Regions from separate parts of the Homo sapiens genome. Here regions 2 and 3 are each linked to region 1. A link is an interaction called in ENCODE POLR2A ChIA-PET data of the cell type or tissue named here. Cell type or tissue: A673. All regions are shown on one strand. Each heading gives the region's core, and the rest is flanking DNA. Links, peaks and the distances in the headings are about the cores only. Region 1 overlaps PPFIA3 (PPFI scaffold protein A3). Region 2 overlaps GYS1 (glycogen synthase 1). Region 3 holds the start of LOC124904737 (a long non-coding RNA gene).

What was found. Peaks named below come from ENCODE experiments on the same cell type or tissue, not always from the same donor. Only the 100,000 strongest peaks of a DNase experiment are listed, where the experiment ranks them.
Region 2: POLR2A ChIA-PET joins it to region 1 with 7 read pairs; 18 of 35 experiments call an interaction of 5 or more read pairs at or near these places.
Region 3: POLR2A ChIA-PET joins it to region 1 with 7 read pairs; 4 of 35 experiments call an interaction of 5 or more read pairs at or near these places.

Annotation. Positions count from the first base shown.
Region 1 is chr19:49,123,940-49,131,695 of GRCh38, forward strand. PPFIA3 (PPFI scaffold protein A3) reads left to right here. Exons shown (of 30, transcript NM_003660.4): 2 at 3,920-4,174; 3 at 4,428-4,529; 4 at 4,909-5,073; 5 at 5,441-5,515; 6 at 6,054-6,128; 7 at 6,439-6,660. The coding sequence starts at 3,935. Among named protein-coding and RNA genes, the nearest start is that of PPFIA3, 8.3 kb to the left of the region's middle. RefSeq lists a silencer at 3,934-4,333. In A673, for the core only: no CTCF peak of the experiment used is centred there; DNase peaks (open chromatin) are centred at 4,202 and 5,552; H3K4me3 peaks cover 1,498 bases; H3K27ac peaks cover 392 bases.
Region 2 is chr19:48,978,511-48,983,510 of GRCh38, forward strand. GYS1 (glycogen synthase 1) reads right to left here. Exons shown (of 16, transcript NM_002103.5): 6 at 4,210-4,327; 7 at 3,745-3,865; 8 at 3,020-3,126. Among named protein-coding and RNA genes, the nearest start is that of GYS1, 12 kb to the right of the region's middle. RefSeq lists an enhancer at 452-691. In A673, for the core only: no CTCF peak of the experiment used is centred there; no DNase peak of the experiment used is centred there.
Region 3 is chr19:48,721,502-48,729,257 of GRCh38, forward strand. RASIP1 (Ras interacting protein 1) reads right to left here. Exons shown (of 12, transcript NM_017805.3): 5 at 7,436-7,756; 6 at 5,892-5,929; 7 at 5,506-5,657; 8 at 5,284-5,387; 9 at 3,216-3,459; 10 at 2,836-3,008; 11 at 353-500. LOC124904737 (a long non-coding RNA gene) reads left to right here and starts at 6,643. Exons shown (of 2, transcript XR_007067286.1): 1 at 6,643-6,867. In A673, for the core only: no CTCF peak of the experiment used is centred there; a DNase peak (open chromatin) is centred at 3,740; H3K27ac peaks cover 3,872 bases.

The sequences.
Region 1 (7,756 bases), core at 1,493-6,492:
TCTTCTTCTGGAGCCTTCAGCCTAGAAATGTCCTTATTTCCAGAACAGCCCCCCTCCTTTGCCAGCCTCAGTCTTTATTCCAGGAAATGCTCAATTCTCAACATGCATCCTTTTGATCCCTCCCCCTCCCCGCCCTATAGACACTTGTAAGTTCCAAGCAAACTCTTAGACACATGATAAAACCAAGGATGTGACTCCTGCTATATTCTTTTTTAAAAATGTAATTAAATTTTTAAAAAATCTATTTATTTATTTATTTTGAGACCAGGTTATGAGACTGGTTAATTTTTGTATTTTTTTGTAGAGACAGGGTTTCACCATGTTTCCCAGGCTGGTCTCAAACCCCTGGGCTCGAGTGATCCTCCCACCTTGGCCTCCCATAGTGCTGGGATTACAGGCATGAGCCACCGCGCCTGGCCCCCTGCTATATTCTGTGTTATACCTTCATCCCTAGCAGGCTCTGAGTTCTAGATTTTATCTGCTGACTATGTTTGTTATGTGTTGCATTAGGTATATTAATGGGTGTCATTATGTATGTGGGGTTCTGGGGTGACCTGGACACTAAGTTATTGGGTTGCTCTTGGCTGGTTCTAGATTATAGGCTTCAGAACTTAGTTCTAGATTACTTAGGCCTATGAGCGGTTCTTACCCCAAGCCATTGAAAGCGTGGAAGCATACGTCTATTCCCCACCCTGTACTGTGTGTAGTAACCTTCTAGGTTCTATGTCCAGCCTTGCTGTGTTTTTTATTTCCTTCTCGGTCAATTTAAGGCTCTGGAACAGGCTCCCCAAAACATCTGTGTTGCATCGTCAGAGTGGGTTGCTGGTTTTAGATATCATGTTGGGGCTGGGCGCGGTGGCTCATGCCTATAATCTCAGCACTTTGGGAGGCCGAGGCGGGTGGATCACGAGGTCAGGAGATTGAGCTCATCCTGGCTAACATGGTGAAACCCGTCTCTACTAAACATACAAAAAATAATTAGCCGGGCGTGGCGGCACGAGCCTGTAGTCGCAGTTACTTGGGAAGCTGAGGCAGGAGAATCGCTTGAACCCGGGAGGCAGAGGTTGCAGTGAGCCGAGATCACGCCAGCGCACTCCAGCCTGGGCGATAGAGTGAGACTCCGTCTCAAAAAAAAAAAATAGAGATCATGTTGGTTTTTTGCCTATGGCTGGCTTGCCCTCTTAGAATCGTTTTCCTGAATCTTTCCTCTGAGTGCTGGGATTCGCCTGCCTAGATTCTCAGATGCACCACTTCAAACACCCAAGGGGACAGGAACCCAGCTGCCTCCTCTCCCAGGGCCCACGGCCCTCAGGCCCTCCTCTCCTCACAGAAGTCCAAGGCCCCATTCCCAGGCTTTGGACACAGTCCGCATATTGGGCGGGGCTGGGAATTATCCACGCTCAGACCGGTTATGCGTTGCCCGCAGGGAGAGAAGGAAAAGAAGGAACTGAGTGAAAGTCCCTCCTGCTTTCCGCCGGGCCAGCTGGACCCGTCGGACCTGATGTGTGTGGAGGGAGCGGTTCAGGGGGCCTGGCTTCATCTCCGCCCTGCCCCTGGCTCTAGGGACCCAAGTCCAGGCTTCCCGCCCCAGAAACCCCGCCCCTTCCTTGTCCCCCGCCCTTGGGTATAGCTTCAAGAGGGCTGGGGCTGGGGTTGGTGGGAGCGTCCCAGAACTCCTGGGTCCTGGAGGAGGAGCTGTGCACCCAGGGGCCTGGGGGAGGAGGAGCCTGAAGCCTGGGACTTCTGGGTCTAAGCGAGGAAGCTGAGAGCCCAGACTGTTGTCTCTTAGGGGAGGAGAGGGGTGCGGTCTCCGACTCCTGGGAATGGGGAGGTGGGGGCTGGAGGCGCAGGCTCCTGGGGTCTGAGAGACGAAAGGGACTGGGTCTTAGACTCCTGTGACCTGAGGGAGGCGGGAGCTAGTTCTTGGACTTCTGGGTCGTGAAGAGGGTGAAGAAGTGACAAGCATGGTCCTGGCCATACTGGTATTTTTTTTGTTTTTTTTTGTTTGTTTGTTTGTTTTGTTTTTTTTTGAGACTGGGTCTCTCTATATCGCCAAGCTGGAGTGCAGTGGCACGATCTTGGCTCACCGCAACCTCTGCCTCCCGGGTTCAAGCGATTCTCCTGCCTCAGCCTCCCGAGTAGCTGGGACTACAGGTGCGTGCCACCACGCAAGCTAATTTTTGTATTTTTAGTAGAGATGGGGTTTCACCATGTTGGCCAGGCTGGGCTCAATCTCTTGACCTCGTGATCCAACAGCCTCAGCCTCCCAAAGTGCTGGGATTACATGAGTGGGCCACCTTGCCCGGCCGTTACTGTGTTTTTTTTTTGAAATGGAATCTCACACTGTTGCCCAGGCTGGAGTTCAGTGGTGCTATCTCGGCTCACTCTAACCTCCACCTCCCGGGTTCAAGCGATTCTTGTGCCTCAGCCTCCCCAGTGGCTGGGACTACAGGTGCATGCCACCATGCCCGGCTAATTTTTTTTGTATTTTTAGTAGAGACGGGGGTCACCATGTTGCACAGCCTGGTCTTGAACTCCTGACCTCAAGTGATCTGCCCATCTCGGCCTCCCAAAGTGCTGGGATTACAGGCATGAGCCACTGCGCCCAGTCCTGGCCTTGCTTTTTTTTTTTTTTTTTTTTCTTTTCCCGAATGGAGTAGGTCTTTAGATTCTTAGGGAGCCGGGGTCCAGATTTCTGGGAAATTGAAGGAGGCAGGAGTTGGGCTGGCTAGTAGGTGAGACCAACCCTGTGACATTATACAGGTAACCACATCCTAGTGACCTAATCCTGGGTCCCTTGGCCCTGTGGCCTTCTTAAGGCATGGTTCTGGTCTGGGCCTCAGTTTTCCTACCCATGCAGTGGGTTGAGGGGGATTCTCAGTAGAGCCAGAATAGGTAGACACTGATTTTCTCCACATTCACTCATACGATACCAGGGTCGGCCAGCTTTGGTTCCTTTGAGTGGGCTAGGCTTAGGTTTGCTGCCACTGTCTGTTGGAGTCTGACCTCAGTTTTCCCAAATCCTCTCACCCAGGTAGCCAGGACTGTTTTCCTAAGAGCAATGGCACAGGCACAGTGGCATACTTTGGGATGCTGAGGCAGGAGGATCCCTTGAGTCCAGGAGTGAGACCTCATCTCCACAAAAAAAAAAAAAAAAAAAAAGGTCAGGCGCGGTGGCTCACGTCTGTAATCCCAGCACTTTGGGAGGCCGAGGCGGGCAGATCACGAGGTCAGGAGTTCGAGACCAGCCTGGCCAACATGGTGAAACCTTGTCTCTACTAAAAATACAAAAATTAGCTGGGCATGGTGGCGGGTTCCTGTAATCCCAGCTACTCGGGAGGCTGAGGGAGGAGAATTGCTTGAACCGGGACCCGGGAGGTGGAGGCTGCAGTGAGCCGAGATCGCATCACTGCACTCCAGCCTGGGTGACAGATCACTCCAGCTAAAAAAAAAAAAAAAAAAAAAAAAGAAAGTAGGGAAAGGAAAAGAAAAGAAAAGAAAAGAAAAAAATTAGCCAGGTATGCTGGTGTGTGCCTGTAGTCGCAGCTACTCAGGAGGCTGAGTTGGGAGGACTGCTCGAGTCTGGGTCGTTCAGGCTGCAGTGGGCCGTGATCGCGCCACTGAACTCCAGCCTGGGTGACAGAGTGAGACCCTGTTAAAAAAAAATAATAATAATAATAGGCCTCAGTTTCCCCTGGCAGCACCTGGTGGCCAATCTTTGGTTTCCCCGGTGGAGTGACAGGGTGGCGGTGCCTGTTTCCCTGTGTCATGATCACAGTGCCTGGGCCTCAGTTTCTTCTGTGCAGTGCTTGGTTTGCCCCCAACTATTTCCCCTACGTGGTATCCGAGTGGCTGTGCCTCAGTTTCTCTGTTGTGCCTTGACAAGGCCGGTCTGTTCCTTGCCCTCCCCGCCCCGCAGGCCCGCACCGCCGCCATGATGTGCGAGGTGATGCCCACCATCAGCGAGGATGGCCGGCGGGGCTCGGCGCTGGGCCCGGACGAGGCGGGCGGGGAGCTGGAGCGCCTCATGGTCACGATGCTCACGGAGCGCGAGCGCCTGCTGGAGACGCTGCGCGAGGCACAGGACGGGTTGGCTACAGCGCAGCTGCGGCTGCGCGAGCTCGGCCACGAGAAGGACTCGCTGCAGCGCCAGCTCAGCATCGCGCTGCCCCAGGTCTGGGCGGGACAGGGGCGGGGCATGAGGGGGCGGGGCCTCGGGGGGAAGAAGGCGGTCCGGAAGGGGCCGGGCTTGGCGCCTGGAAGGGAGGAGTCTGGGCGAGGCTTGCCGTTAATGGGCGGGGCCTGAGTGGCAAGGGACAGCGGGACTTAGCAGGGAGGGCGGGACCTTCAAACTTCCAGTCCCAGTGAATGAAGGAGACAGGGAAAGGATTGAGCCGAATGTCCAGATCCTGCCAATGTCTGGACAGGAGTTTGCAGCTCTGACGAAGGAGCTGAACTTATGTCGGGAGCAGCTGCTGGAGAGGGAGGAAGAGATTGCAGAGCTGAAGGCGGAACGGAACAACACGCGGGTGAGGGGTGTTGAGGGCGGGGCCTAAGTGGGGGCGGGGCCTCGTGGTGTTGAAGTGGGGGGCGGGGCCTCTCAGTGTTGCAGCGTGACCTATTTTTTTCCCCCATCTCGCCTTTCTGTCTTCTCCTCTTCCCTGCTCCCACTTCCTGGCTGGTCTCCCACTCTGGTGCCACTCCTTCCTCCCTGTCTCCATAACTTTTCTCTTTTCTGTACCACCGGTTCCTTGACCCCGACCTCCTCTCTTTTCCTGACCTGTCTCGGTGCTCCTTTATATGGCTCCATCTTTTCCTCCATGTGTCCGCCCTACCTGTCACCCTTTTTCTCACATCTGCCCCTTTTCCCTTGCCTCTTTTCCTTGACCCCATGCCGTGTGCTTGCAGCTGCTCCTGGAACACCTGGAGTGCCTGGTGTCCAGGCACGAGAGGTCACTGCGCATGACCGTGGTGAAGCGCCAGGCCCAGTCCCCGGGTGGGGTCTCCTCGGAGGTAGAAGTGCTCAAAGCTCTAAAGTCTCTCTTCGAGCACCACAAGGCCCTGGATGAGAAGGTATGAGAATTAGAAGAGCAGGGGTGGAGAATGGAAACCTATAGTTGACTGGGGCTGTTCTGAGTGGGAGAGATTCTGGCCGTGATTGGTTGGGGATGTTCTGAGTTGGAAGAATGTTGACTGTGATTGATTGGGACAGGATACATAGACTGGGACCTGACTGGTTGATAGCAGAAAAATAAACCAGGATGGGGGCTAACAGTGGATGGGGCAGATTGGATAGCTGGTTGCGGCTGCATACCCGTTATGGAGACAGGAGCCCCAACGCTGCCCTATCGGATCCGTCCCAGGGGTGTTCTGGACCAGGGGCAACTGTCCTAAACTGGATCTTGTCTCCAGCTGACTGTTGCCCTGCCCCGATCCCCAGGTCCGGGAGCGGCTGCGGATGGCGCTGGAGCGCGTGGCAGTGCTCGAGGAGGAGCTGGAACTGAGCAATCAGGAGGTGTGGGTGTGGCCAAGACAGGGAATTTGAATCCAAGGGGAGGGGCTAAGGGGCTGCCCACGGGGCGGAGCCGGTTGGGTGGGTTCCAGAGAGAATCTATTGGGGCAGGACTAGGGCAGACAAGCTATGGGGTTGGACTATGGAGAGAAACCAGTGGGGTTCCTAAGTGGGCACGCATTGCGCAGGGCTACGGGGAGAATCTCCCAGTGAGAGTGAGATTAAGGGTAGAACCAGGGGCTGGGGCTCAGGCTGGGACTAAGGAGGAAGTGATTGAATGGGGAAAAGCGGGGCTAAAGCGGAAACTTTGTCCAGGAGGCTAAGGGGAAGAGTAAGGGTAGACGCCCTCCGTGGTGGCAGCTAAGGAGGGATATAAGGAGGGAGGGAGCCTAAGGGTAAACCGTGGGGTAGGCATGGCCCCAGCACGACCGGAGGCATCTCATATGGGGCCGCCTATCCCCTTAGAGGGCCAATGCCAGTGAGAACTAGAGCTGGGGGTTCAGGGAGCCCCTGTGCTCTGATTCCCCTTTCACACTTCCAGACTCTGAACCTTCGAGAACAGCTGTCTAGGCGGCGGTCAGGGCTGGAAGAGCCGGGCAAGGATGGGGATGGGCAGGTGAGACATGGAAGTCCCCTCTCCGTGAGCTCCATTCAACTCCCTGACTTTGTGATAGTGTTTGTAACGTTTGGTATCATCCTCACTGGCCCTAAGACGGCTGCACCTGTAAGAGTGTCACAGAGCTTGGACCTCTGATTCAGGTCACCTAGCGAACTTCTGTGACCTCCTTCACTGACCCCCGTGGACTCTGACCAGCATGATCCTTATTGATCTTTGATCTACTTTCAGCTGATTGACTTTCTCCTTGGATTTCCTCTGTGTCTCCGGAGACACTCTGGGATCTTGTCCCCTCCTTCCCTCACTCCAGACTCTTGCCAATGGCCTGGGTCCTGGCGGGGATTCCAACCGGCGCACAGCAGAGCTGGAGGAGGCCCTGGAGCGGCAGCGCGCCGAGGTGTGCCAGCTGCGGGAGCGCCTGGCGGTGCTGTGCCGTCAGATGAGCCAGCTGGAGGAGGAGTTGGGCACCGCGCACCGTGAGCTGGGCAAGGCAGAGGAAGCCAACTCCAAGCTGCAGCGCGACCTCAAGGAGGTGAGGCCCCCAGGGAGGCGGGCTGCCCTGGGTCCCTCGCCTTTCCGTAGAGCTCTCCCTCGCGCATTGCTCATGAATGGCGGAACCTCGATTCAGTCCACAGGCTGGGTGACTCCTCTTTGAGATTCAGTTTTCCCACCTGTGAAAGGAAATGTATGATTCTCATCAGAGGGTGAGCCTGTGGCGCAGAGTAGGCGCTCCATAACTGCTCGTAATTACTTTGTTACCTAACTTTGGGTTCTTCTCTGGTGCCTCTAAATGGATTTTTTTTTTCTTTTGTGAGGCAGAGTCTGGCTGTGTCGCCCAGGCTGGAGTGCAGTGGCGTGATCTTGGCTTACTGCCACCTCTGCCTCCCGGGTTCAAGAGATTCTCCTGCCTCAGCCTCCCAAGTAGCTAGAACTACAGGCACCTGCCACCATGCACCGCTAATTTTTTTTTTTTTTTTTGTATTTTTAGTAGAGATGGGGTTTCACTATGTTGGCCAGGCTAGTCTTGAACTCTTGATCCGCCCACCTCGGCCTCCCAAAGTGTTGGGATTACAGTAGTGAGCCACCGCACCCAGCCTCTTTTTTTTTTTTTTTTTTTTTGAGATGGAGTCTAGCTGTGTCGCCCAGGCTGGAGTGCAGTGTCGGGATCTTGGCTCACTGCAACCTCTGCCTCCCAGGTTCAAGCGATTCTCCTGCCTCAGCCTCCCTAGTAGCTGGGACTACAGGTGTGCACCACCACACCTGGCTAATTTTTTTTTTTTTTTTTTTTTGTATCTTCAGTAGAAATGGGGTTTCACTATATTGGCCAGGCTGGTCTCGAACTCCTGACCTCAAGTGATCAGCTCGCCTCGGCCCAAAGTGCTGGGATTACAGGTGTGAGCCACTGCGTCCAGCCTCTAAATGGAATGTTTTGTGGGTATTTCACCCCTTTCTGGCTTAGGCCGCTTTATCCTAATCCCAGTGACCCCAGGGAGCTGCTGGGAAATGTGGACCTGGATTCTTGAAGGCAGTGGATGAGAAAGAAGAGTGAGCACTAGGACTAGCCTGGGCAACATAGCGAGACCCCGTCACTACTTAAAAAAAAAATTAGCCGGGCGTGGTGGTGGGTG
Region 2 (5,000 bases), core at 1-5,000, 150 kb before region 1:
CACTGTGCCCAGCAGTTTATTTATTATTATTATTATTATTATTGACAGAGTTACTCTGTCGTCCAGGCTGGAGCGCAGTGGTGCGATCTTGGCTCACTGCAACCTCTGCCTCTCAGGTTCAAGCAATTCTCCTGCCTCAGCCTCCTGAGTAGCCGGGATTACAGGCACCTGCCACCATGCCCGGCTAATTTTTGTAACTTTAGTAGAGACGGGGTTTCACCACGTTGGCCAGGCTGGTCTCGAACTCCTGACCTCTGGCTGGTAATTGGCCACCTCGGCCTCCCAAAGTGCTGGAATTACAGGCATGAGCTGCCGCGCCCAGCTACCCTTAGGTTTCTAGGATAGCAAGGAAACTGAGGTGTGAGCAGGGAAGCCGTGCCCTGGGGCCTCCAGGCTGGAGGATGGGGACCCAGGGGGCAGGCCCTGGAAGGCTTAGGACCCACGTGCCTGACATCAGCTGTGTGGTCAGGGACAGGTGGCCTTCCCTCTCTGACTGCAGTGACTCATTTTTCAGAGGAGGATGAAAATAGAATCAACCTCAGAGGTTTGCGATGAGGACCCAATGATGTCATGCCAAAAAGTACACATGGCAAGCCTTCCAGAAATGTCAGCTATTATTAGGACTTGTACTTGTCCTGCAGATGGCAATGCTAAGCCCCATTTTATACGAAAAGAAAGTAAGATTCTGAGAAAGGACCACTTAGGCACACAAGTAAAGCTAGCAGTGTCACACAACAGCCCCACGGTCACTCCTCCACTTAAAATCCTCCCATAGCTCTGGCCTCATTTATTTTTCTTTCTTTGTCTCTTTTTCTTTTTTCTTTTCTTTTTTTTTTTTTTTTTTTTTTTTTTTTTTTTTTTTTTTTTGAGACAGAGTCTTGCTCTGTCGCCCAGGATGGCGCAATCTCGGCCACTTTCTAGGTTCAAGAAATTCTCCTGCCTCAGCCTCCTGAGTAGCTGCAATTACAAGCGTGCGCCACCACATCTGGCTAATTTTTATATTTTTAGTACCGATGGGATTTCACCACGTTGACCAGGCTGATCTCGAACTCCTGACCTCAAGTGATCTGCCCTCCTCAGCCTCCCAAAGTGCTGGGATTACAGGTGTGAGCCACCGCGCCCAGCCTCTTTCTTTCTTTTTTTTTTTTTTTTTTTTGAGACCGAGTCTCACTGTCACCCATGCTGGAGTGCATTGGCGCGATCTTGGCTCACTGCAATCTCTGCCTCCCGGGTTCGAGCGATTCTCCTGCTTAGCCTCTCGAGTAGCTAGGACTACAGATGTGTGTCACCACGCCCTGCTGATTTTTTTTATTTTTAGGAAAGACGGGGTTTCACCATGTTGGTCAAGCTGGTCTCAAACTCCCGACCTCAGGTGATCCACCCGCCTCGGCCTCCCAAAGTGCCGGGATTACAGGTGTGAGCCACCACGCCCGACTTCTTTTTTATTTTTTTGAGACAGAGTCTCACTCTGTTGCCTAGGCTGGAGTGCAGTGGCGCAATCATGCCTCACTACAGCCTCAACCTCCAGGGCCAAAATGATCCTCCTGCCTCCTGTAGCTGGCACTACAGGTGCCCTCCATCTTGCCTCACTTTCTACCCCTTCTCTATGAGACATGTCACTCCAGCCCCATGGGACTCCCCACCGCGTCTCAATCATGCCTCGGGGCCTTCGAGTTTGCTGTTCCTCAGATACCCACAGGGCTTGCTCCCTCGTCACCTTTCCTCGTCTCTGCCCAATAACACTTTCTCAGTGTGGCCTGTCCTGACAACCCCGTCTCATATTCCAGTTCTGCTTTATTTTTGCCCAAAAGTAAATTCCGTCTACAGGATTTTCTAGAATACAAGCTCCATGAGGAAAGGGATCTTATCTTTCTGGTTCACAGCTGTATTCCCAGGACCTGGAATACATGAGGAGGGCAGGTCACTTGAGGTCAGGAGTTCAAGACCAGCCTGGTCAACGTGGTGAAATCCCATCGGTGCTAAAAATATAAAAATTAGCTAGCACATAGTAGATGCTCAGTGAGTATCTCTGCTAATGAATGAACGGTTTTACAGATGAAGAAACTGAGCTTTGCTGGGAGGCGGAGGTTACAGTGAGCTGAGATTACGCCACTGCACTCCAGCCTGGGCAACAGTGAGACTCTGTTTCAAAAAAAAAAAAAAATCAGAGAAAAGAAAAAGAAACTAAGCCAGGCGCAGTGGCTCACCCCTGTAATCCCAGCACTTTGGGATGCCAAGGCGGCTGGATCACCTGAGGTCAGGTGTTCAAGATCAGCCTGGCCAACATGGTGAAACCCCATCTCTACTAAAAATACAAAAAAAGGCTAGGTGTGGTGGCTCACGCCTGGAATCCCAGCACTTTGGGAGGCTGAGGCAGGCGGAACACCTGAGGTCAGGAGTTCAAGACCAGCCTGGCCAATATAGTGAAAACCTGTCTCTAATAAAAATAAAAAGTTAGCCAGGTGTGGTGGCACACCCCTGTAGTCCCAGCTACTCAGAGGCTGAGGCAGGAAAATCGCTTGAACCCAGGAGGCAGAGGTTGCAGTGAGCCGAGATCATGCCATTGCACTCCAGCTTGGGCGACAGAGCAAAACTCCATCTCAAAATAAAAAAAAAAAAGAGGGCCGGGTGCGGTGGCTCATGCCTGTAATTCCAGCACTTTGGGAGGCTGAGGCGGGCAGATCACGAGATCAGGAGTTTGAGACTAGTCTGGCCAATGTGGTGAAACCCCATCTCTACTGAAAATACAAAAATTAGCCAGGCATGGTGGTGTGCACCTGTAGTCCCAGCTACTCGAGAGGCTGAGGCAGATGACTTGCTTGAACCCAGGAGGTGGAGGTTGCAGTGAGCCAAGATCGCACCACTACACTCCAGCCTGGGCGACAGAGTGAGACTGTCTCAAAAACAAACAAACAAACAAACAAACAAAACAAAAAACTGAGACTCTAGGAGAAACACAGGACCCAAAGCATGCATCTGGGAGTGGGCTGCGCCAGGGGCCGGAGCGAGGGCTGCTAACCAAAGCTGTTTGCGCACAGCTTGGCCTTTGAGGGTTTCCACGTTGAAATTGTTGGTCCGCGCTGGCATGATGAAGAAGGCAACCACTGTCTGCTCGCTGCCGTTCACCTGCGCAGAAAGAAAGGAGGGGGAGGCCAGGATCATGTGGGGGAAGCCTGGAACCAGCCAGCCTTTCTGTCAAGACCACTGGGATCCTGCCATACCCATTCCTGTCAAGGAGAATTATAGGACAGTCCCCACCTGGACTCTGACCTTCTTTCTGGGTCTCTATACTCCCCTCACGGCCCCCCACCATACTCAGGGGCTTTCCTACCCCCATCTTCCTGGCTTCTTGGGTTTCTGTTCTGTAATTTTTTGTTTTGTTTTGTTTTGTTTTGTTTTTGAGACAGCGTCTTTTTCTGTCGCCCAGGCTGGAGTGCAGTGATATGATCTTGGCTCACTGCAACCTCCACCTCCCGGGCTCGCGTGATCCTCCCCGTTCACCCTCCCGAGTAGCTGGGACTACACGTGTGAGCCACCATGCCTGGCTAATTTTTGTATTTTTTGTAGAGATGGGGTTTCACCATGTTGCCCAGGCTGGTCTCCATCTCCTGGGCTCAAGTGATCCTCCCGCCTTGGCCTCCAAAAGTGTTGGGATTACAGGTGTGAGCCACTGTGCCTGGCTGTTCTCCCTAGTTATAAACTGCTTTGCTTGCCCTCCCTGTCCCCTCATAGCCCAGGCCTCACTCTGAGCAGATAGTTGAGCCGAGCCAATGCCTCCAGGAAGACGTCAGCACCCTTGTTGGAGAACTCATAGCGGCCGGCGATAAAGAAGTATAAGGTCTTGTCCAAGTTGAAGTCCAGATGCCTAAAGAACCCACAAGGCACGGTAAAGCCCAAAGCCCTCACCCGCTAGCCCTGGCCTCAAAACTACAAATCCCAGAAGCTATGGGTGGGGGGGCAGAGGATGTCTTAGGTAATACAGAGGCATCACGGGGCCTCCTGGGAGTTGTAGTTCTTCTCTTTAGATGGAGATTTCCTTTAATCCTGAGCCCATTGTTCCAGCGCTCAAGAATTAAGGAGGCCGAATACCCAGGTGCCCCCTCCCTCAGACCCAGGAGTCTGGGCCCCCAGCTGCCCCCTCCCCCAGACCTAGATGGTTAGGCTCCCAACGCCCTCCTCTCTTAAGACCTAGGTATATGCCCCACGTACCCATAAAAATGGCCCCGCACAAACTCCTGGATTCGAGCCTTGCTCTGAGCATGGAGGTTCTGGAACTCATGCATGGCAGAAAACTTCTTCACATTCAGCCCATTGGGGGTCACAATATCTGGGATTGGGGGTGAGGGTCCCATGTTTTATTTGTTCATTCAGATCAATGTTGTGGTTGAATGAATAAATGAAGAAAACACCCTTTGCCTTTTGCAATTTTTTTGTTTCAAGAGCGTTCCTATGAGGTCCCCCCTCCCACCTTTTTTGTTTGTTTGTTTGTTTTTGGAGACAGGGTTTCTCTCTGTCGCTCAGGCTGGAGAGCAGTGGCACAATCACAGCTCATTGCATCCCTGACCTCCTGGGCTCAAGCAATCCTCCCTCCTCAGCCTCCCGAGTAGCTGGCACTACAGGCGTGCACTACCACACCCGGCTAATTTATTTATTTTACTTTTGTAGTGATGGGGTCTTGTCATGTTACCCAAGCTGATCTCAAACTCCTGGCTTCAAGCAGTCTTCCTGCCCTGGCCTCCTAAAGTGCTGGGATTACAGGTGTGAGCCACCATGCCTGGCCAGTTCCCTTGGTGACACACCTACCCTGACTCCAAGATGCCTTCTTGCCTAATATTACTTGCTTAGGTTCACAAGCACAAGTATAAGTCTCCTCAGCTACTGCAAATGGCTAACAGGGATCTGATCCACACTGGTGATTCTGGGAAAGTTGTACTTCTTTTGTTTCCTCTTAGCCCACCCTGAGATGGAAATGATTAAACATCCCCAAAGTCCTGCTTCTC
Region 3 (7,756 bases), core at 1,706-6,705, 400 kb before region 1:
CCAAGATCCTGAGAAAAGAAGAAAGGTGAGGTGGTTCACGCCTGTAATCCCAGCACTTTGGGAGGCCGAGGCGGGCGGATCACGAGGTCAGGAGTTCGAGACCAGCCTGGCCAACACGGTGAAACCCCCGTCTCTACTAAAGATACAAAAAATTAGCCAGGCGTGGTGGCGCATGCCTGTAATCCCAGCTACTCGGGAGGCTGAGGCAGGAGAATCGCTTGAACCCGGGAGGCAGAGGTTGCAGTGAGCCAAGATCGCGCCATTGCACTCCAGCCTGAGTGACAGGGCGAGACTCCGTCTCAAAAGAAGAAGAAAGCTGACAGCCCCAATGCTGTATCCCATTGCTCCTCACCTGTGTCCACAGCCTCCCGCTCTGCAGGGGGAGGGTCCCACGCGGCTGGCGGCCCGCGGCCAGGGCCCAGCTGATAGTGGCTGAGCAGATGGTGCAGCTGGGCGGGGGTCAAGGTGGGGTGGTCGGTTCTTAGGCTGCTCCATGAAGCCTGGTGGGAAGACCAGGTGAGAGGTTGATGGTCATTACGGGGCAGTTAAGAAATGAAATGGAAGGGCTTCCATAAGGGGAGTGGGTGTGGTGGGAAGATAATGGCATCTCTGCAGTGTCTTCTGGGCACTGTGAAGTCTGTTTATCACCAAAGTGATGGTGGGGAAGGGTGTGCTCCCAGCAATTTGTAAAAATGTGATGTGCCTCAGGATAATTGAGGATACAGGAAATGAGTAGGGTGGAAATAAATAAGATTGGCCATTCGTTTATATTATTGAATCTGGCGATGGTACTTGGGGATTTTTTTTTTTTTTTTTTTTTTTTGTCCTTAAAGAGACAGGGTCTCACTCCGTCGCCCAGGCTGGAGTGCAGTGGCTCGATCGTGGCTTGCTGCAGCCTCAAACTCCCGGCTCAAGTGATCCTGGGCTCAAGTGATCCTTGGCCCCAGCCTCCAGAGTAGCTGGGACTACAGGCACACGCCACCACACCTGGTTAAGTTTTTGTAGAGATGGGATCTCACTATGCTGCCCAGGCTGGTCTCAAGCTTCTCAAAGTTCTAGGATTACAGGCATGAGCCACTGCGCCCAGTTGGGATTCATTATTCTATGGCGGCCACTCTATATCTGTTTGACAATGTCTACACCTGATGTAGCTGACGTCAGAACCATCAATGTGCTTAACATCAGAGACTCCACCTAGACTGCCTGAGTTCAAAAATCCCAGGTGGGTCACTTATTACCTTCCGGCAGGTCACCGTCCCCTAGTCTCCTCATCCATAAATTTGGAGAACAGGAACTATCTAATAGAGTTGGTATGAGGATGCAATATGGCAAAATTGTAAAGTACTTGGAACACTGCCTGGGGCTTATTAAATGCATGGTAAACTTTCTTTCTTATTGTTTTGAGACAGGGTCTTGCTTTGTCACCCATGCTGGAGTACAGTGGCATGACTGTGGCTCACTGCAGCCTCAACCTCCTGGGCTCAAGCAGTCCTTCCACCTCTGCTTCTGGAGTGGCTGGGACCACAGACGTGTGCCTCCACACCTGGCTAATTTTTAAAATTTTTGGTAGAGATGGTGTCTCCCCTATGTTGCCAACTGGTGTCAAACTCCTGGGCTCAAGCGGTCCTTCCACCTCGGCCTCCCAAAATGCTGGCATTACAGGCATTAGCCACTACGCCCAGCCCATTATAAACATTTGATATAAATAAATAAATGTCTATGGGGAACAGTTTTTGTAAGATATTTAAGAAGAAAGGAAAATAAATAATTGAAATTGGCCGGCCATGGTGGCTCACGCCTGTAATCCCAGCACTTTGGGAGGCCGAGGCAGGCGCATCCCCTGAGGTCAGGAGTTCAAGACCAGTCTGCCCAACAAGGTGAAACCCTGTCTCTACCAAAATTACAAAAATTAGCCGGGTGTGGTGGCGCGTGCCTGTTATCCCGGCTACTCAGGAGGCTGTGGCAGGAGAATCGCTTGAACTCGGGAGGCGGAGGTTGGAGTGAGCCGAGATCATGCCATTGCACTCCAGCCTGGGTGACAGAGTGAGACTCCGTCTCAAAAAAAAAAAAAAAAAAAGGAAAAATAAGTGAAATCAAGCGACCTGTCCTACCTGATTCTGTTTCCTCATCCAAAAAACAGTCAGTCACCTACTTCGATGGGGCTTTGTCAGCATTAAACTAGAAGTGCTAAACAGGGTGCCTGGCAGGTAGTTCATGTTCAATGAATGTTTTAATCATCATGTTCCTTTGTCTCATACCACACTTTCTGACTCAGCATGTCTGAGTGAGGGACCCTGGAAACTTTTTTTTTTTTTTTTTTTCTGGAGACAGGGTCTCGCTCTGTCGCCCCGGCTGGAGTGCAATGGTGCAATCTTGGCTCACTGCAGCTTCTGCCTCCCAGGTTCCAGCGATTCTCCTCCCTCAGCCTCCAGAGTAACTGGGATTACAGGCGTGCGCCATCAAGCCTGGCTAATTTTTGTATTTTTAGTAGAGACAGCGTTTCGCCATGTTGGCCAGGCTGGTCTCAAACTCCTGGCCTCAAGTGATCCACCTACTTAGGCCTCCCAAAGTGTTGGGATTATAGGCGCGAGCCACTGCTCCTGGCCTGGAAACTATTTTTAATAAGTTCCACCAGGATTCAGACACAGCCGAGTTTAGTCATTGTTGGTGCTGGCTTCCTTCTACCTGCCAATGTGTTACCCACAGTGTCTGAGCTGGGGCTGGGGATGGCATGGGGTTCAAGGGGAGCTCTGACGGTGAGCTGAATATAGAAGGTGGCTGAGGGGGGTTGAGGAGTCAGAGGTCAGGGGTCAGGTATAGCTGACCAGGAGTCACCTTGAGCAGGGAAGTGCGGGGCACACAGAGCAGGTTCACAGCCATGGAGAGTTTCCGGAAGAACTCAGTGGCAATGTCGCCCAGCCCAGCTCCCTGTAGCCAGTCCAAGACGAGGTCCAGGTTGGTTCGGATTTGAACAGCTCGGGACCATTGATAGAAAGGCCGGCCTTGACCTGTGGGTGTTAAAGGTATGAGAGGCAGTTGGTTGGCTGGACTCTGTGCTCCTGCCTCCCAGACTCTTCCTATCCTTCAGCCTGGGATCTGGAGCTTGTTCTCCAGGGTACCCAAAGGTGAGGCTTGAGCCCGTGGTGTGTCTAATATGACCTGAGTCTCAGTGGCTCCTGTCTTTGCCTCCCTGACAGCTCCCAGCCAACCTTCACCTCGTTCCATCAGCGAGTTGAGAAGGGATGCGTTGGAGAAGAAGAACAAGTAGCCAAAAGTCTGAGACACGAGGTCAGGGTGCAGCTCGCACTGGCTGGTCAGCTCCAAGGCTGCCTGGAACACGCCCAGGGTAGGTCTCAATCCTGGAGGCATGGCCCCCAGCTCCGCGCCAGGCCCCGGCAGCTCTGCACCAGCTGTGAAAGGGTTACTATCCAGGAGAGCAGGCAGCGTTGAATAGAGAGTCTGAGAAAATAGAGAAGTGGAAACAAGTGATTGGACTACAACTCCCAGGAAGCTTCAGGGTAATAGAGCATGAAGATAGTGGGGAGCTCCACCAAAGTCTTCTGGGAGTTGTAGTCCATTCTACAGTCAACACCCAAAGGGTCTCCGTGAGCAAATCCCTACTTGATAGAAGGGTATACAAGTTTCTCGAGTATTTTAAGATCACCTCTTGTGCATTGTGGGACTTGTAGTTCTCAGCAGAGACAGCTCAAGGAGGACAAAGGATACTGGACAAAGAGTTCCCTTTCAGTCAAAGAATTATTCATCCTGAATTCCCAAAGGAAAGAAAAAGAATGGAGAGTCAGGAAGTGGGAGTGGGATGGCAGTTTGCCAGTGGAAAATGAGATCAGGCCAAGGACAGGAAATGAGGTCAGAAACAGAAGAAATAAACGCACACTTGGCAGGAATGTACAGGAAGTGAAGGAGGAAAGGGCTTCACAATCCAGGCTGCTAGAGGAACTTAGAGACTGATAGTTAGCTGTCCCAAAAGATCCTCTCTCATTCTTGCACATAGGGCATCAAGCCCACCATAAGCCAGAAACCCTGAGAATGCCAAGAAGTGGTGTTAAGGTCAAGGGTAATGGGGGGGAAACTGGGGCAGAAAGCAGGCCCTTCCAGGAAGGGCACTCAGAGAAAAAGATCTGTCGTTCTGAAAGGGAAGTGAATTCAGAGCTGTAGGAAGTGAGGTCAGCAAGCGAAGGAAGTGGGGCCTGATGAAAGAGGATCTTCAGTTTAAATCACAGTTCCTGGCACTATTTGATCTCTAGCTATCTATCAATCATTTATCTATCTATTATATATGAAACTTAACAGTGACTGAAGAGTAGACTTAGAAAGTGGGAGATTCAGAAGGTGGTAATGGTGATGTTACCAAGTAGTGAGGTCAGCCTGTCAAAAGTGGTGATGATTACTTTTTTTTTTATTTCGTTTAATTTTATTTTACTTTTTTGAGATGGAGTCTGTCTCTGTCGCCCTGGAGTGCAATGGTGCGATTTCAGCTCACTGCAACCTCCGCCTCCCGGGTTCAAGCGATTCTCCTCCCTCAGCCTCCTGAGTAGCTGGGATTGCAGGCACGCGCTACCATACCCAGCTAATTTTTGTATTTTTAGTAGAGACGGGGTTTTACCATGTTGGTCAGTCTGGTCTCAAACTCCTGACCTCGCGGTCTGCCCACCTTGGCCTCCCAAAGTGCTGGGATTACAGGCGTGAGCCACTGCATCCGGCGTTATATTACTCTTTTGAGACAGAGTCTCGCTCCATCTCCCGGGTTGGAATGCAGTGGCATGAAGTAATCTTGGTTCACTGCAACATCCGCCTCCCAGGTTCAAGTGATTCTTGTGCCTCAGCCTCTCCAATAGCTGGGATTATAGGCGCAGGCCACCATGCCTGGCTAATTTTGTATTTTTAGTAGAGATGGGGTTTCACCATGTTGGCCAGGCTGCTCTCAAACTCCTGACCTCAAGTGATCCACCCGCCTTGACCTCCCAAAGTGCCGGGATTACAGATGTGAGCCACCGCGTTTGCCCAGGTGATGATTACAAAGGAAAAGAAGCCAGAAAGGCAGGAAGTGATGTAAGCTCTAACAAGTGGTGTCAGAACAGCAAAGTCCTTGGGTGAGATGGGATGTCATGTCAGAGAAAAGCAGAAAATCTTGAGTCAAATAGTGACATCAGAGCCACACAGTGTAGTTCAAACAAGAAGTGATGTTACCACAAACAGGAAGTGATATTACGTGAAACAGGAAGTGATGCTATGTCAAACAGGAAGTAAGAGGCAAGGGCCAACCTTGGTGAGGTAGTAGACAGACTGCTGGAAGGTACACATGATGACCTCATCCAGGAGGGCCATGGCCTCATCACATAATTCCAAGTCATTGCAGAGCTGTGGGTCTGAGGACAGGCTTGGGGTTAAGAGGGAGAACCAGAAGTCGGCAGCCAGGAGCCCAGGTCCCCAGGTGCAGGGCATGATGGGAGACTTGGACAAGCCTGAGCCTGAGTCAGAGCTCACCCTCTTGGTCAGCCTCCTTCTCCATTTCCAGCACCTTCTCCTGCACAAAGCTAAGCAGCTCCGTGGTGTTGGCCATCCACAGCATGAGTGGCCGCAGCTCCACAGACACAGCTTCAGGAGTCAGGGGCACCTCGGGGACCCCCTCAGGGTGGCTTGAAAAAGAGGAAGGAATTTGTGATCCCTGCCCAACCCTCATCATAGTTTACAAACCCCAAGATCTAAGTCTAAGTGGGAGAGCAAGACCAACTCCCATTGCGCAGCTGGAAAAGTTGAGCGCAAGGAGAAGCAGAAACTTGCACTGGGGCATGCATGGGGTGAACACAGAACTAGACGCAAAACCCAACCCCTGCATCCCTCCAGACCACTCTGCTCAGAATTTCTCTTACTTTTCTGGCTGACGGTCTCCAATTTCCTTAATCTTTTCCTGTGGAACAGTAAGATCAGAATCAAGGTGAGGGGGATCCACTGAGGGGCTTAAGAGTTAATACCCTGGTTTTTATAGAAGCACAACTCTCATAGAGACTGGTCCTACTTTTCTTAGAGATGGGGTCTTACTATGTTGCCACCGGTGGTCTCCAACTCCTGAGCTCAAATGATCCTCCCACCTTGGCCTCCCAAAGAACTAGGATTACAGGCATGAGCCACTGCAACCGGCCTTCACTCTTCATACGGATTCTTTTTTTTTTTTTTTTTTTTTGAGATGGAGTTACCCTGTTGTTGCCCAGGCTGGGGTGCAATGGCTCAATTTTGGCTCACTGCAACCTCTGCCTCCCAGGTTCAAGTGATTCTCCTGCCTCAGCCTCCCAAGTAGCTGGGATTACAGGCATGTGCTACCATGCCCGGCTAATTTTTTGCATTTTTAGTAGAGACGGGGTTTCACCATGTTAGCCAGGATGGTCTCGATCTCCCGACTTCAGGTGATCTGCCCGCCTCGGCCTCCCAAAGTGCCGGGATTACAGGCATGAGCCACCACGCCTGGCTCTTGAGACAAATTCTAATCCCACAAGCTTTAGAATGGTCTCTCCTTACTTTTTAAAACATACACACCCTATGATTATGAGTGATCTAGCTCCTTCAGGTCCTCTTCTCCAATTTTTACCCCCAAGAAACTCCTTAAACCTCTCTGGTTAGGCCCTAGCTCAATAGGATGGAACGTTTCCCCCACTCTGAATGGTTTCTTTCTGGAACTTCCATCTGTAGGTCCAGTGGATTTGTGCTTCCTCGCCTCCAAGAATGAACTCGCTCACTGCTATCCAAGCTCCAAGCCCAATGGGCTGCGGTGAATTCTCACACTGATCTCTGTCAACTTCTCATCCAGTGGGATCTCTCCCCCACCATCTCCCATAATGGTTTCTTCCTAAGGTGAGTTCGTGCTTAGGTGAGCTCTCCTAAGGTGAGTTTGGGCTTCCCTCTAAGTGCAGTGGATCTACATCTCCCAGCATTCTATGGGGGGGCCCCTTGCTTAATAACCCCAAAACACCGGGTGTGGTGGCTCACACCTGTAATCCCAGCACTTTGGGAGGCCGAGGCGGGCGAACCACGAGGTCAGGAGTTCCAGACAAGCCTGGCCAATATGGTGAAACCCCGTCTTACTAAAAATACAAAAAATTAGCCGGGCGTGCTGGCAGGCGCCTGCAATCCCAGCTACTCGGGAGGCTGAGGCAGAAGAATCATTTGAACCCCGGAGGTAGAGGTTGCAGTGAACCAAGACCGCCACTGCACTCCAGCCTGGGTAACAGAGCGAGACTCCGTCTCAAAAACAAAAGCAAACAAACAAACAAACAAAACCCAAAACCCCAAATCCTTCCCGAGGCGTCATGGGAACAGTAGTATCCAGCCCAGCTATGAAAAGGGTTGAAGGTAGGGAAGGGAGGCTGGAGAAGGGACTTGGGGCGCTGGTGGGGCTGGACGGCGATTGGGGGGCGCTCACCCAGACGGCCTCCTTGATGAGCCGGGCCAGGCGGCCCAGCAGTCGTGGCAGGTGGCCCAGCTCCAGCTCACGGGCGGAATGCTGCACGCACAGCGCCAGCAGCGTGGCGGGCCCGAGGGGCGGCAGGTCTCCCGAGCCGGCGGCTGCGGCGCGCACGATCTCGCCCAGCAGCGCCTCCTCCTCGCGCGGCCGGAAGCGCAGGACTGGCTCACGGCCGTCCAGGTAGGCGGCCAGTGCCTCGCCGCGCTCCTGCAGGCCGCGGCCGCACAGGCGACAGGAGAAGGCCCAGCCAGGGCCTGGCGGCGTGGCCCCGGGGCGCGC